Linked DNA regions of Homo sapiens: region 1 is linked to region 2. A link is an interaction called in ENCODE POLR2A ChIA-PET data of the cell type or tissue named here. Cell type or tissue: Caco-2. All regions are shown on one strand. Links, peaks and the distances in the headings refer to the core of each region. The heading gives the core; the rest is flanking DNA.

The links. ChIA-PET counts read pairs that join two places held together with the same protein. Peaks named below come from ENCODE experiments on the same cell type or tissue, not always from the same donor. Only the 100,000 strongest peaks of a DNase experiment are listed, where the experiment ranks them.
Region 1: POLR2A ChIA-PET joins it to region 2 with 9 read pairs; 2 of 35 experiments call an interaction of 5 or more read pairs at or near these places.

Annotation. Positions count from the first base shown.
Region 1 is chr9:89,644,981-89,652,199 of GRCh38, forward strand. All of the region lies in intron 1 of LINC03062 (long intergenic non-protein coding RNA 3062), which reads left to right. Among named protein-coding and RNA genes, the nearest start is that of LINC03062, 8.8 kb to the left of the region's middle. RefSeq lists an enhancer at 3,405-3,914. In Caco-2, for the core only: no CTCF peak of the experiment used is centred there; DNase peaks (open chromatin) are centred at 3,491 and 3,814.
Region 2 is chr9:89,990,500-89,997,718 of GRCh38, forward strand. No RefSeq gene overlaps it. Among named protein-coding and RNA genes, the nearest start is that of MIR4290, 29 kb to the right of the region's middle. In Caco-2, for the core only: no CTCF peak of the experiment used is centred there; a DNase peak (open chromatin) is centred at 3,782.

The DNA.
Region 1 (7,219 bases), core at 725-5,724, 350 kb before region 2:
TGAAGACACAGTGAGAAGTCATGGTCTATGAAGAAGGGGCCCTCACCAGTCACTGAATCTACCATTGCCTTGCTGTGGGACTTCCCAGCCTCCAGAACTGTGAGAAATACATTTCTGTTTTTTAAGAACCACCTAGTCTATGGTATTTTGTAATAGCAGCCGAAATGGACTAACATAGCACTCTAAATAGAAAAATGGAGACTTCCTAGCTCTTAGCATCTTCTTACTCATTTACAGAAGAATAAAGTCATCAAGAGTCATTGATGCCAGCATTGCCCTGGAGGGACCAAGGGAACAGGAACTTGTTTTCCTTGTGTTTGCCTTTCCTCAAACCTATCCTGTAGCTGCATCTGATGGTCAGAGTGGTATCATCTTAACAGTTATGCCTAATTGTTTTCATAAATAATCATATTTAGTAGGAAAAGAATAGCTGAGTCAGAAAGTTTTATATAATAATGTCCTTTAGTTGACTGTGTTCTTGGAAACTCTGGTTGTTCAGAATTGCAGACAAAAATCCTATCTCACCGGGAAAGAGCCTAGGTCAAAATGAAATTCCACATTAGTGTTAAATTTGAAAACTTGAAGTGAACACAAGCATATTGTATTAGTCTGTTCTCACACTACTAATAAAGACATACCCAAGATTGGGTAATTTATAAAGGAAAGAGGTTTAATTGACTCACAGTTCCACATGGCTGGAGAGGCCTCACAATCATGGCAGAAGGTGAATGAGGAGCAGTCACATCTTACATAGCAGCAGGCAAGAAAGCATGCGCAGGGAAACTCCCCTTAATAAAACCATCAGATCTCATGAGACTTATTCACTATCACAAGAATAGCACGGGAAAGACCTGCCCTCATGATTTAATTACCTCCCATGATTCAATGTCCCTCTCACGACACTTGGGAATTATGGGAGCTACAATTCATGATGAGATTTGGGTGGGGACACTGTCAAACCATATCACTTATCATTGAATATTTTGTGTGTGTATTTCCAAAAAGGTACTAAATTGTCCCTCCCCCATGCATAAAAATGTAACTCCAGGTACTTTCACCTCCAGGCTGCATGAGCCTGCTTAGAATCAGACAACCCACGAACATCCTCCATGTTCAACTCCACACATCACAGGTGGCTTTCATTGACAGCCAACAACCACCATGCTTTATTGAAAAAATATAGGAAGAGAAACATGCAAAATGCCGCATGGTACACAAGGACTGGAATATGTTTTTAGAAACTCGTGCGTTTCTTATTAGAACATAACAAGTAGATTTTCGACTCCTTAAATAACTTTATTATGGATCTTCCTGTCAAAGAGGGAGTTTTAAATGGAGATATTGATAGGCTCAATTATTTCCATATGGTATTAGATTTTCCTTCATTGTAGACCTGGCTATGTGCTGTGGTCAGCACATTTGTACCTGCCTACCCTTAGATGGATTTTGCTAGATTTAGTGGCTACAAACACCCAATTTTCATGAGTAGATTAGGAGGCTCTTTGAAAAATAGGGCTAAAATCCCCTACAGATGGAATCCAAAAGCATGCTTGTGTATTTATTTTGAGCTACCAGGACAATCTTGGGTATGTCCTTCTATCTCTGCAGTGTACAGGCTTTGACTTAAAGTTTTTATTGCACAAACACCATGCTGTGGATGTTTGAGTCTGCAAAGGACAGAGCGGGAGCCCAGCTGTAGCAAGCTGCATTTTCATTCTGAATGTCTAGGAGATTAGAATTTAATGTAGTTCACAGGAGTTAAAGTTTTCTTCCAAATCCTTTGACATGTTGTGGATTGTGGATTCCAAGTTTATGATCATGTTTATTAGCGCCTTCTGCATTCGTGCGGCAGATTTGCCTGTGGGAGAATGCTTTGCCCTTTCTGGTGGATAGACTTGTTTTTCTGAGGCTTTGGGAGGCGGGGGTAGTGGTGATGATGCTGGAGAGGTTGTGTTGCCCCAACTTTTCTTCCTCCCTGTCTCCTCCCAAGATGTGGGAGTCATAAAACCTGAGTTAAACTGAGTAAAAATGCAAAACCTCACCGCCTAGGCAAGATGCCTCAGAGCAGAGGTCCTGAGACGTCATTGGGGTGGGCACCCACATGGACTGATTTCAGGGACACGTGTGGTGGGTTGTGGCTTTAAAACGTAGTCTGAATTCTGTGATACTCCTCCAGTTGAGAGATGGGGTCCCCTCCTCCAAGCCCTTCGCAGTTGGTAACCCCCTGACTCCACAGCAGCCGAGCACAGGGAGGGCGGGCTGAGGCCTGGCTTGGTCCATGGCTCTCGTGGCTCTGACCTGGGATCATCTCCTTGGTTAAAGCCTTGTCCTACTGGGAGGCCGAGGCTTCTATCTGTCATTAGGGGTATAAAGGTCAGGTGGACAGTTCTCGGATGAGGGAGGGAAGAGACATAGAAAGTCAGGAGGAGAGGGCACTGAGGAGAGAGCTGCCCACCCCAGACCCAGCCAAGCGTCCCCACCTAGGACTCCTTCTGCCTGTGCTTGTGGACAACACAGACAGACGGAGCTGCACGCCCCACAGCGTTTTCTTTTCCTGGGTGGCTCAGCTCCTGGAAGCTCATCCATCTCTTGTGTAAGGAGGAGGTCTGACAAATGCCTTTTGCTTGGGAACGTGTGAGTCTGTGTTTGCGATGCAAGCCTGGGGCCACTGCTGCTGTTGCAGGCTGTGAAACACGGAGTGGCTGCAGGGGTAGGGGCTTTGGAGCTTCCTCTAAGAAAAAGAAAGGCGCCGAGTTCAGGGCTCTGGGTGGCCTCCAGCTCAGTGTCTGCTTTCATGGGATATGGTAACATGGAGAGCAAGACTGTCTGTTTGGAAGAAGCGAGCAAACTGTCCCCACACGTGAGAGAAACCAGGAGACTCAATTCCAGTCACAGGGAAGTGACCTGTCATAGCCCTGAGTCTGAGAAGGCGTCCAGTCAGGGACACACCAAGGCAGAGCTTGGGTGTGAGACCAGAGCAGGATGGACTGTCCTGTGCAAACACAGGGATGGGAACAGAGCTCTTGCTGGGTGAGACTTCCTGATAGAAGCACCCGGGAGGCCCCTCTTTACATCGTTGGACCCTCCCCCTTGTCTGTGCTGTGGGTCCCTCATGCTGCACCTCTGTGAGTGTAGTTGCTGGTATGAAACTGTCTGGGTGGTGGAGTGTGGCTGCGGAGAGCTGGAGGGACAGTTTTGGGAGAGTCAGCGCTGGGGGCTACTTTCCTTGCTGTGTGGGACCCAGTGCCTGGAGCATCTCCTTGAAGCAAACTTTTAATAAAATTCTTTGTATGGTGAGCTAATCACTCCTTCCAAAATGAGTCTGGCCGGATGTTTCCCTTCTCTGTCTAGGAACGGAGGAGCACATGTCTCTGCTGCAATACCCACATGTTACCAAAAAAAAAAAAAAAAAAATCAAACAAACGTGGAACTGAGTTCATGACACTTAGGCCCGTGTGCTTAGGGCAAAGGTCCGGATGCCTGTCCTTGTCTTTGAAGTAGGTACACAGCACGATGGACTGATGAGTGGGTGGACAGATTTGAGATAAAGCAGGTATGGCAAAATGTTCATGGTGCATGCACGCTGTGGAGTTCAGGATGCAATTCTTTCCACTTTTCTAGATATTAGAAATGTTCATAGTGAAACACTGGGTGATCTCAGAGCTGTGAGGCCCCTTAGGGTCACCCACTCATGTCTCCATTCTGCACTGAGCACACTGTCAGAGCACAGTACTGGAGATGGGACACCTGCCCTTTGGAAGGTGCATGGTGTGTATTCTTGGGAAGGACACCCTGTGGTGGAGGACGGGCTGCCTCCTGCAGGGCAGTCAGCAGCTCTGGCCCCCAGGCACTGACTCCTGGGAGAAGCCCTCAGTCACTGAGACAGGGCCAGACAGGGCAGATGAGGCAGTGCCACCCCAGGTCGACAAGTGCTAGTCTAGGCCTGGAAGGCCCAGAAAGGGCAGCCTGCCCTGGGGAGGGTACACAGCATGGGAGTGGCTGCCGCAACGTAGAGTCTGGGAGCCTGAGCCCCTGGCTGGACTTTTTGTTCATTCTCTTTCTTCTTATAAAACCAAATGGTGCTTGAGTCAGTCATTTAGGGCATTGTAGCAATTCTCTGCTCTGGGTACCACTGAATGTACTGAAAATCACCATGGTCGTGCTTTCTCTCTTCAAGTTTACGGAACTATGGGGGAGGCGGGGCGGTGTGTGTTTGGAGTTGTTTTTCCAGGAACTGTGACAGGTCCTGCTGATTCACACACAACAGAGAAGTATCTGATAGGGCTGCCAGGTTTATGGATGCAGCCTGTGACCTTGGAACGATGTTTTTAAATCTAAAATTACTGATCTAAGTAGTATTAAACCTCAGACTCCACCTGTTCCTAGTCGGAGCTCACAATTAAAGTCAGTTGACCAGATTTACCATTTGTGGTTAAGTCACTGTCAAAGCCACACACTCCTTGGGGGAGTGGGGGTTGCACTGTGACTGCTCCAGTGGCCGAGAGGGCCTGAGCTCACTGTTTCCAATGTCAAGCCTGCGTTTCTGTGGGGCCCCAGCCATTCCTCCTCTACAGCAAGACCCAGCCCAACTCACAGGACATTCAGCTACTTTCCATTGAGAGATATTTTTTCTTTGGGGAAATTTCTTGCCTCATTTTGGATCAAACTTTTATTTTAAATTAGTGGTGAGCTCTAAGCATCTTGGAGATCAATGCAGGAAGCTTCCCCCTTTGTTCTTGATATTTTACATGTACACGAAGCAATGGAAGGTGAAGCCTGCCTGGGCTCAGAATGACTGTACAGATATGGCAGTGATTTTGCTGTGGCTGAGGGAGACCCTGGGGCACAACTGTTTCCCAAGTTACTGCCTCAGTTTACCTGAAGTGATTTTAATTTGGCTCTGGGTTTACTCATTTAGATGCACTAAGGAAAGGTTTGCTGCAATTTCTGGTTAAAATTGGCACATCGATTATGTGTGTTTTTCTACATTCCCTCTGAATCATCACAAAATTATAGTAAATGAATAGGAAAAGATATCAATCCAAAGGGATGTGGATACCAGCAGATCAGACGTGTCAACACAATTTTGGAAAATGGAAAGTACATGGCTTAGCTTAGTTAATACCTGTGTATTTAGTTAATACACAGGTATTAACTAAAACCTATGTACCAGCAAGTTTGTGTGTGTGTGTGTGTGTGTGAGAGAGAGGGGGGTGGTGGTATTGGTATAACAAAGAAGAAAACCTATGGTTGTTCCAGTTACTGTTGATGCACAACAAACTAGCCCAAATGAGAATACACAAAGATCATTTTATCATCCCCACAGATTCTGTGGGTCAGGAATTCAGACAGAGCAGAGCAGGGCTACCTTATGTCTGATCCACTGTGTCAGGAGCCCCTGCTGGGAATACTCAAAAGCTAGACTCAGCTAGAGCTGTCAACAGAGTATCTCCTCGTGGCCTCTTCATGTGGTGGGGCTTCCTCACAGCATGGTGGCTAAGTGCGCAGAGGGAACATTCCAAGTCTCTAGGTGACAGCTGCTTGGCCTTTTCTGACCTAGATGCAGATGTCACATTGCCCTTCTTTTAACCATAATCTGTTGTTTGAAGCAGTCACAAGCCTGCCAGATTGAAGGGTCCATAGACCCTTACCTCTCAATAGAAGAGCATCGAGAACTGTGGAACCATGTTTTACAGCTGCAACAATGGTCACACGGAACCCCAGGAGACTTGCAATCAGAAGCACCAAAGGCCAGGGTGTGGCACAGCCACCCTGCAGAAGGCAGGAGAGTTACTCCTTGGAGACACTGACCCAGGAGGCTCTGAACTTGGAGATTCCAGTCGGAGTTGAGGACACAGAACCTAGATGGAGAGCAGGTGAATTAAGTGAAAACCTGCTTTCTGAATAGTCAGATCCCTCCCACTCAGCCCTCCACTCAGTTTTGGGAATGTTGCCACCAGGATTATGCCCGTTACCCAGAATGTCAAAGGATTCTTCTTTGGTGAAACTGAGAAACCAAAGAAAAATGACCTATTAATTGGCATAAGACCACCAGGTACCCATCTGATAAACCTACAGTGAAGTGATCCTATGACAACCTCTGGTCATCCACACTGAGCTTCCAGCCAGCCGACTGGGGCCTTAATTAGTGAAAGAGATGGCCCTAGACACCTGAGCAGCTGGGGAAAGCCTCTGTTGGGAAGACACAAGCACGCAAACAAACAAAACAGCAACAAACAGAAAAAAGGAACTCAGGGAAAGAAGTACAATGCATTAGAAAAACAAAGACAACTCAAAGAAAATGCAAAAAAACAAAGAAATAGCCAATGGTGAGATGTTAAAAAGATAACTTTTAAGGTATGTGAAAGAGCTCTTAGAAAAGAAAAATATGTGGCCTAAGTAAAAAACTCAATAGGAGTTTGAGAAACGGTGTTGAGGAACTCTTCCAGAAAGTGGAACAGAAAAACAAAGGGATATACAAGAAGAAAATTCAAAGACTATTCAAGGAGATACATCTGATAAAAGAGGAGTTCCAGAAATAGAAAAGAGAGAGAGAGGAAATCATCACAGACATTTACCAAAATGGAAGGAGGGGGATTTTTTAGGCTGGAAGAAACATGAAGTGCTTAGCGCAATGGTGGACAAATCCCCCCAGCCCCACATCAATGCATATCATCATGAAACTCAGGATACCAGGGATAATGAGACGATATTAAAGGCATGTTGGGGTGGGGAGTGGGAAGAGGCAGGGAGGGAGAGAGAGAGACAGGGAGAGAGAATAGGTTATATGCAAAGGATTTAAGATGAACTTGACCTCAAACTCCTGCTCAGCAGCTACGGGAATCAAACACCAGTGGAAAGATGCCTTCCACATCCTGAGGCGAAATGATTTGCATACTAGAATCTCATACTCAGACAAACTTTCAGTAAGGTGCAAAGCTCAATGGGTAAATTTGCTGCTAGAAAACTTGACTGATTGCCTATGAAAGTGGCCACATTTTCCTTGGTTTAGATTAATACAGAATCTTTCAGAAGATTCTGAAAGATCTGCAGCCTCATCTGGCATGATGTTTATCCCAAGTTTACAGGTACCTTCCTGACATCCTTTTCCCTTCAAGTGGCTTCCATGTCTGTTTTCCTTTATGGTCAAACTTCTTGAAAACATAGTATACATCAGTGCTTCTAACTTTTTTGGACCTCTTTTTTTTTTTGGACGGAG
Region 2 (7,219 bases), core at 918-5,917:
ACTTTCCAGACTAACAAAGGTTTCTGTGAACCAAGAAGATAGAGTGTGGAAGAGGCTTAAAAGTCTCTTTCAGAATCTCCACATCAGCATCTCCTGCTTAGACCTGTTCTTATTTCCATGGAGTATAGGTTATAAAGGATACAAGCTTAGAAAGTCAAAAGACAAAACAAAGACAGAATGAAAGGCAAAGTAGAAAGTGGAAAGATTGGATCTGAATGCAGGAGAAGAAAGGAAATGAGTACTGATTGGAGCAAATAGCCAATGCCTGGGTTTATTTGGCAACAACAGCATGACTGATAAGAGTCATGGTCAGAATGAAATCACTAGTGATTATTTGCCCTTTATACCAATAAGTTAAAATTACTATAGATTTTGCCATATCACAATGCTATAAAAAAGCAGATTATCACTTAAACAGACGTCTGATCTCTTGCATTCTGAAATCAGGGACCAAGTGGAGTTTGATAGTGAGTAATACATGCATATAAGTCCTCATAGAATTTTAGCAGTGGCCTCTAACTTGAAATTAAGACGTTTAAGTCTTCAAATATTAAAATCACTGCAGAGTCTAGTCACGGGGTATATCAGCCACAATTTCTAATCATTGTAATGCAATCGACAATTTGCTCTTCAGAAAACACCACCTCTCTGTTTTCTCATCTGCAACATGGGAGGCCCCATTAGCATTAATAATTTAATATGCGTCCGAGCTTGGAGGAGGCAGAGAGCCTATAGAGGCAGGCTTTGTTGTTGCTGCTCTTATAATAATGATGATTGTGTCTGAGGCGCCTGGGTGTGTGTGGACTCAGGGAGGTCACGTTCTGACGGGCTGACTCCCTGAAACTTTCCGCCTGGCACTGGTGCCTGCCCAGGGAATGGGTTGTGGAGTTCAGGCCTGTTTGGGTTTGTAGCATGTAATGATAGTTTCAGGGCAACTGGTGTTGTTGAATTTGGAGCTGGGTCTTGGGCGTTCACCATCTGATTAATTTGCCCATCTGACTCACTCACCTGCCAAGAGAGTCAAGAACCACGTCTGTAACAGGGGAAATTGGAATCACTTGTTTCAGGCAAATTTATCCAAAGGCCTTATTTTCTCAAAGTGCTACCTGCAGTTGCATTGGAAGAAAGCCCAGTGTGGCTCCTCTGAGTCAAGTGCTGCATCCTTTTTTTTTTTTTTTTCCTCCTGGGCTACTGTACTTCTTTGTAAAAAGAAGAAAATTAGTTAATGGAATGAGCTTGTTAACACATTGCACTAGGGCTGCAAGAAAAGTCATGGTTGAATCAAATAATGATCTTAAGCTTGTGCTCTTAGATGAGAGAGAAATACATTGAAAGAGGATGTGCTTGACCTCTGCAGACTGAGCCTGGCCAGGTCCCTGCCAGGAGCGTCACCTTCACCTGGCCCCTCACTAGCTGTCTGCTGTCTTCTTACAATGCTGGTGTGTCTGTAAGTGAAGTGTGGGAGTGTGCTCAGCTAGAGACCATTTTGACATAAAAGCATATGAAGTTGATGGAAAGTGCTGGATTCTTTGTGCTCAGGTCTACTGTGATCTGTAAAGCCCCCAGAGAATTCTGAGCTCAATTCTTTCCATCCCACCTGCACAATCTGATGTCTGGCTTTGCTGTGACCACAGGGCACAGATTTCCCTTTGTGAAAAGGGCTCCGCAGGAGGCAGCCAGGAGGGAGCTGAGCCAATGGGCAGTTGGGTCACATGTGTGAAGTAGGGGTGAGTGGATGTGAACAGTCCTGTAAATGGATGGTACCTGTGGATGGTGTCAGGTCACAGGAGGAACACAAAAGGGATAAAAGGGGGAAAGCACATTGAAAGGTGGAGGCTGAACTGGAGAAGGTCCTTTTAGCTGAAGCTGCCCGTACCCTGCCCATAGCCTCTGGCTCTTGGCCTGAGGGGTTTCTCTGGATGCTGGAGCCCTCAGATCCTGCACAGAGAAGGCCTGAAGTGCAGGGGAGTTAGTGCCCCCATCCCACATGAGAACAGGCTCCAGTCCATGAGTCATGAGAAGGGAGCTGGGAGCCCAAAGCCTAGGTCCCAAGCCGGCCATGGGAATGACTGGGACAGCTGAAGGTAACCTGCAATAATATGCCTTCCAGCCAGGGCTGTGCTGATCAAGGAGTCTCACTGGCTCTCCAGAAGAGCACAGAAGTCCTAATTTGTAGCCTTTGCTGACTTCCGTGATTCCAGTTCCCTCACTGACGGCAGAGTCGGGAGGAGGAGCCGTGATGCTGACATGCCACACCGGGTCAAGGTCAGCACCAAGCTGGAAGTTTTAATATAATGTGTTTAGTTGTAACTTTGTATAATTTAATTTTCAACAATAGACAACTTTCACAAACAGCTTAGAAAAATCCTGAAATTGTCCCAAGCGGGCTGGGCTCTGTGCTTCGTCCCTGCTCAGCAATTCCTCCCTCACTCAGGGCCCCAAGGGCCCCTCCTCCGTTAAGTGCTGTCTCCGACTGTTGCCTTCCCAGAGGGACTTTCAACAGTCTCTCAGTCGTGTGACCTACTTTGTCTACTGAAAGCCAGCAGGTGGTACAGATCCATCCTGCTCCACTCTCTGTTTCTCCTTCCCTGGAAACGAGTGGCACCTCTGGTCCTCACAAGGGCCACACTCAGCTCTAGCGGCTGCCTCACTGTCAGCTCCACGCAGCCCTCAGCCACCGGCTTCCAGTCATGGAGATCCACTGTAGCCTGCACCTGAGCCGTGCCCAGGGCTGGAGCACAGCAAGGGCTGGAGAGGGCATGAGTGTGAGCGTGTGTATGTGTGTATGTGCAGGTGTGTGTCTGTGTATGTATCTGTGACTGTGTGTGAGCAGGTATGTGTGAGTTATGAGGAAGTGTATGTGTGTAAGTGTGTATAAGGGTATGTATGTGTGTGGCATGTGTGCGTGTGTGATTGTGTATATGTGATTGTGTGTGAGGGTACATAAGGGTGTGTGTATTAGTGTGTATGAGGAATGTGTATATGGGGTGTGTGTGTCATTGTGTATACGTGAGTGTGTATGTGAGTGTGAGCATGAGTGTTAGAGTATATGCATTCGTGTGTATGGGTATGTTGTATATATGTTTGTGTGCATGTGGGATTGTGTGAGCATGAGTATGTGCCCATGAGTGTGTGTGTATGATTGTACATGGCTGTGTGCATGCATGTGTATAAGTATGAGTGTGTAGGTGTGTGTGTGTGAGTGTGTAAGGGAGTGTGTGAACATATGTATAAGAGTATGTATATGTGAGTGTGACCATGAATGTGTGAGAGTATATCCATGAGTGTGTATGGGTATGTGTGTGAGTATGAGTGAGTGATTGTGTGTATATGAGTACATGCATGAGGGTATGAGTGTGTCTGTGATTGGGGGTGTATGATTGTGTATGTGTGTGTGCATGCATGTGTATGAGAGTGTGCAAATGTGTATGTGTGTGTGGCCTCAGCACCTCTGCCTCCTTTCTTTAGCAATAGCACCCCACTTTTCTTGGGGTACATACCCCACATGATCCCTGCAAGCTGCCAGTCCAGATTGCCTGACACCCTGGGAGGCAGAGTCCTGACTCCTGCAGGGGAGCAGGAAATTCAAGGGCAGCAGTGGCAGAGGCCAAAGGGGAGTGTCCCTTACTTGAGCCACCTGTGTCACCAGGGCCCAGAGCGTCTTCATGTGATCCTCGAGCTCTCCTGAGATAGAAGCTTTCTAATGTCATTTTATAAATTCCTTTCCTGCTTAAGTCAGCTAGGGAGGCAGGCTGTTTGCAAATACGAGCTCTATTACATAACTGTCTTGTGAAGGGGCCCCTGCTGTTCCACTAGAATTGTGAAATTATTTCCTGATGGTGGCCTGACAGGGCAAAGGGCAGATTAGGTCTCGTCACTGTCGGGGAGGGGCAGAGGGCCAGGCTTGTGGCTAAGAGACAGAAACTGCAAGGACACTGTCTCAACAGGATTTCTCCCAAAATCCATGTATGGGATCAATCCAATAACCAGGGTAAGGATGACAGTTGTAGACAGATAGAGGAAAGAATCCCTGGAATCCAAGAAGCATGTGACACCTTATCTTGCTAACAAAAGCAATGCACCCTGACCACATACTGTGCACCAGGCCTGAGATACTACATTACTGAACCATCGCAGCACCTGGAAAATAGATTTTTAAAAGGCCCTTAGTATCTCCATGTCCAGTCAGTACCCCTCATTCAGAAGACCTCAGGTGCACAGAGGTTACACAGAAACACGCAGGTCAGTGGTGGAGCGGGGAATGAATGAGGACGGCCCCACTCCAGAGTAGCCAAGTCTGAATCTCTGGGGGAGGAGCCGGGAATCTGCATTCTAGCAATCACTCGCACAGCCCTTTATGCACCTGTCTGAAAACCACTGCCTTATGCAGAGAGCTGGATCAGTGTGCTGTGAAACACAGGTTGATTTCTGTGTTCTCTGCATCTGACTTCTGAGGGATCTGGTTAGAATACTAAGAAACATAAATGGTGGGCTCCATGGATCCGTCCTGCCCTGCATGCCTGGGAAAGTTCTCCCACAGCACAGGCTGTGGCCTCCCACAGAGCCGTCTCATCTGAACATTAGCCTCACAGGCTGCTTGGGTATGGGGAGAACTTGCTAGAATCCTCCTGGAACATGTGACCTGTTGTCCAGGATCCATAGCTACGGACTCCGCATCAGCTGTGGGAGCCGCTCAGTGTGAACCAGGCTCAAAGAACACTGCGTAGAGAGCTGCCCACGTTTGTTTACGCACGGTTTGTTGTGTTTCCAGAATGAAAGGAACAGGACATACAGGGTGGACAAAACCGACAGGGGCAGCTATGTCATTTCAGACGAAAACAAGCCTTTTCGGAAACATTCAAATACTAGATGATTATGGCTTTCCACGGACAATGTCTCTCTACTTCTGTCTGCAAACATCCCCAGGGACTGAAAGCATCTTGAAGCCTGCCTCCCCAGATTAGGGAGTCACTGACAGGGCAGAAGTCACATTTTGAATGTGTGTTTTATCGGCACTTCACAGAGGATGAGACAAAGGCACAGATATCTGACACTGCGGCTGTGCCTCCGTACCCCCGCTGTCAGTGACCGCCTCACCCTTCAGGATGGCCCCGTAGACTCACACACTACTGCTCCATTCTGCTTTGGTCTTGATGTTTTTGTTCTGTGTTTCATTTTCAGTGTCTTTGGCTGCTCTTGGGGTCTCCTCTTTCCCTCAGGCAGGGGCCGAAGGGCAGGCAGGGGGGTGTTGGGCCCAAGGGGGCCAGCTGGTGAGGACAGCCCCGCCTGCCCTGGTGGTCTCGCCTCTCCTCAGTGGGCTCATCACATTCACAGAGGTTCTTCGTGCCTCCCTCACTTTGTTGCCACAACAAGAAAGATTTCACTCCGTCTCTATTTTAAAGAGAGCTGGAGACATCAAGTGGCTGGCTGTGGTCACCCAGCCCCAACCCTGGGTCTCATTGGTGTAGGACCCCGTGTTTATCTTCCTGTCATTTCATCTTCCCCCTACTCCCGCCAACACCTTCTATTTAATCTTTCCCCCAGCTCTTCCTCCTTCTTGCACAACTGAGGTGCCTGTGAGGGGCTGGATGTGGGAGGTGGGTGACACCTCAAACAGTAATTTCCAGAAGCATTTTAGATGCAACCTCGGAGTCTTCAAAGGAGCACTGGGCAATTTTGCTTGGAGAGGGGGTGGAGGCGGGTAAAGGATCTCTGTATTTTCATCCCCTGGAACTGGCTGGAACTGGCTGGAACTGGCTGCCTGTTGGATGTCCCTGGAGGTGTGGCATCCTTTGCATGTCAACATCAGGATTTGGCTCTTGTCTCTGCCCCGGGCCTGACTCCCTGCTGCCAATGCCTGTGGTCTGGATGCACTTGCTGCGAATTGCCCAGGTGGCAGTGGTGGAGCAGAGTCTGCTGGGAGACACAGCAGGAAACATACAGCATCATGGGGTCCCAGGTGTGACGGCTGGGCATGGTGTATTTGTGAGAAGAGGCTCCAGACCTGGGGTCTGGGCTCTGGAGATGTGGGTGGGGCACAGGTGGCAGGAAAAGGATGGGTGAGCCCAGGTCCACCTGGCCTATGGAGGTCTTAACTTCCTAGACCTATCCAAACCTCTCTGTAGTGATAAATGCCATGGAAATGTTCTGGGGACTGCCGGGGAGTGGGATGGGAGGGTGGAGGGGGCTGTCTTCCACAGCCAAGAAGGAGACATAGTAGAGACCCTTGGATTCAGGCTTAAAGAATAACTAGGGGCATTGGCCTTCTTAGAGAGGACACAGGACTTTGTCTGACTTTGCACTTGTCTGGTGTCATTGCAAGTGGCAATTCTCAATTCTCAGTTCTCCAGTTATCCGGCGCCACCTGGGTGTCCAACAAGTTCATGCCATGAACACTGGAGGTGAAGGGCTCTGTCCTATGACTCTGCCCCACAGCAGACACCAGCCACAAGGCCCAAGGGTCATCCGGCTGTGAAATCAGGGGCTCCTATGACCTTCTCCCAGGCTTAATCCCTTGCTAGAATGAGTCACAGAATGCAGGGCAGCACTCTACTTACAATTATGGTTTTGTTATGAAAGATAAACTCAGGAGTGGCCAAATGCAAGAGAAGCATAGGAGAAGGTATTGGGGAAACAAGTGTGGAGTTTCCCTGTCCTCTCAGTGCACAGCTCCCCACTTCATGTGGATGCTTCTACCACCCTGGAAGCTCCCCAAACCCCTTTGTTTGGGGATTTTGTGGAGGTTCCATGATGTAGGTGTGATTGATACATCATTAGCCATTAGTGACTGACTCAGTCTCCAGCTGCTCCCCCCCTCTCTGGGTTGGGGATGAAGTGGCATCATGGTTGGTCTTTTTGGCCACTAGCCGCCATCCTGAAACTGTCTAGAGTTCAGCCACCCACCATCTCATTAGCACACAGAAAACAGCAAACTCCCAGGGTTCCAGGAGCTGTGTGCCAGTCTGGGATGAAAAGAGATCAGGAGGTAGATGGATGAACAGGGGCATTTTCCTGATCTATCCCCAGCACCAGGCAGAGCCCCCTTGTTGTCCTCAAAAAACAGGCTGTGAAGGCAGAGGCAAGGCTCCTCGTGGGGTTCCAGGTGTGGAGGTGCTGCAGACCACCTGCAATTCCAAGGGGGCAGATGCTGCCAGGGACATAGATCGCCCAAGAAAACCTTGGGCTACTGTTGCCTGACTGAAGGACCCTGGGTGTGAGC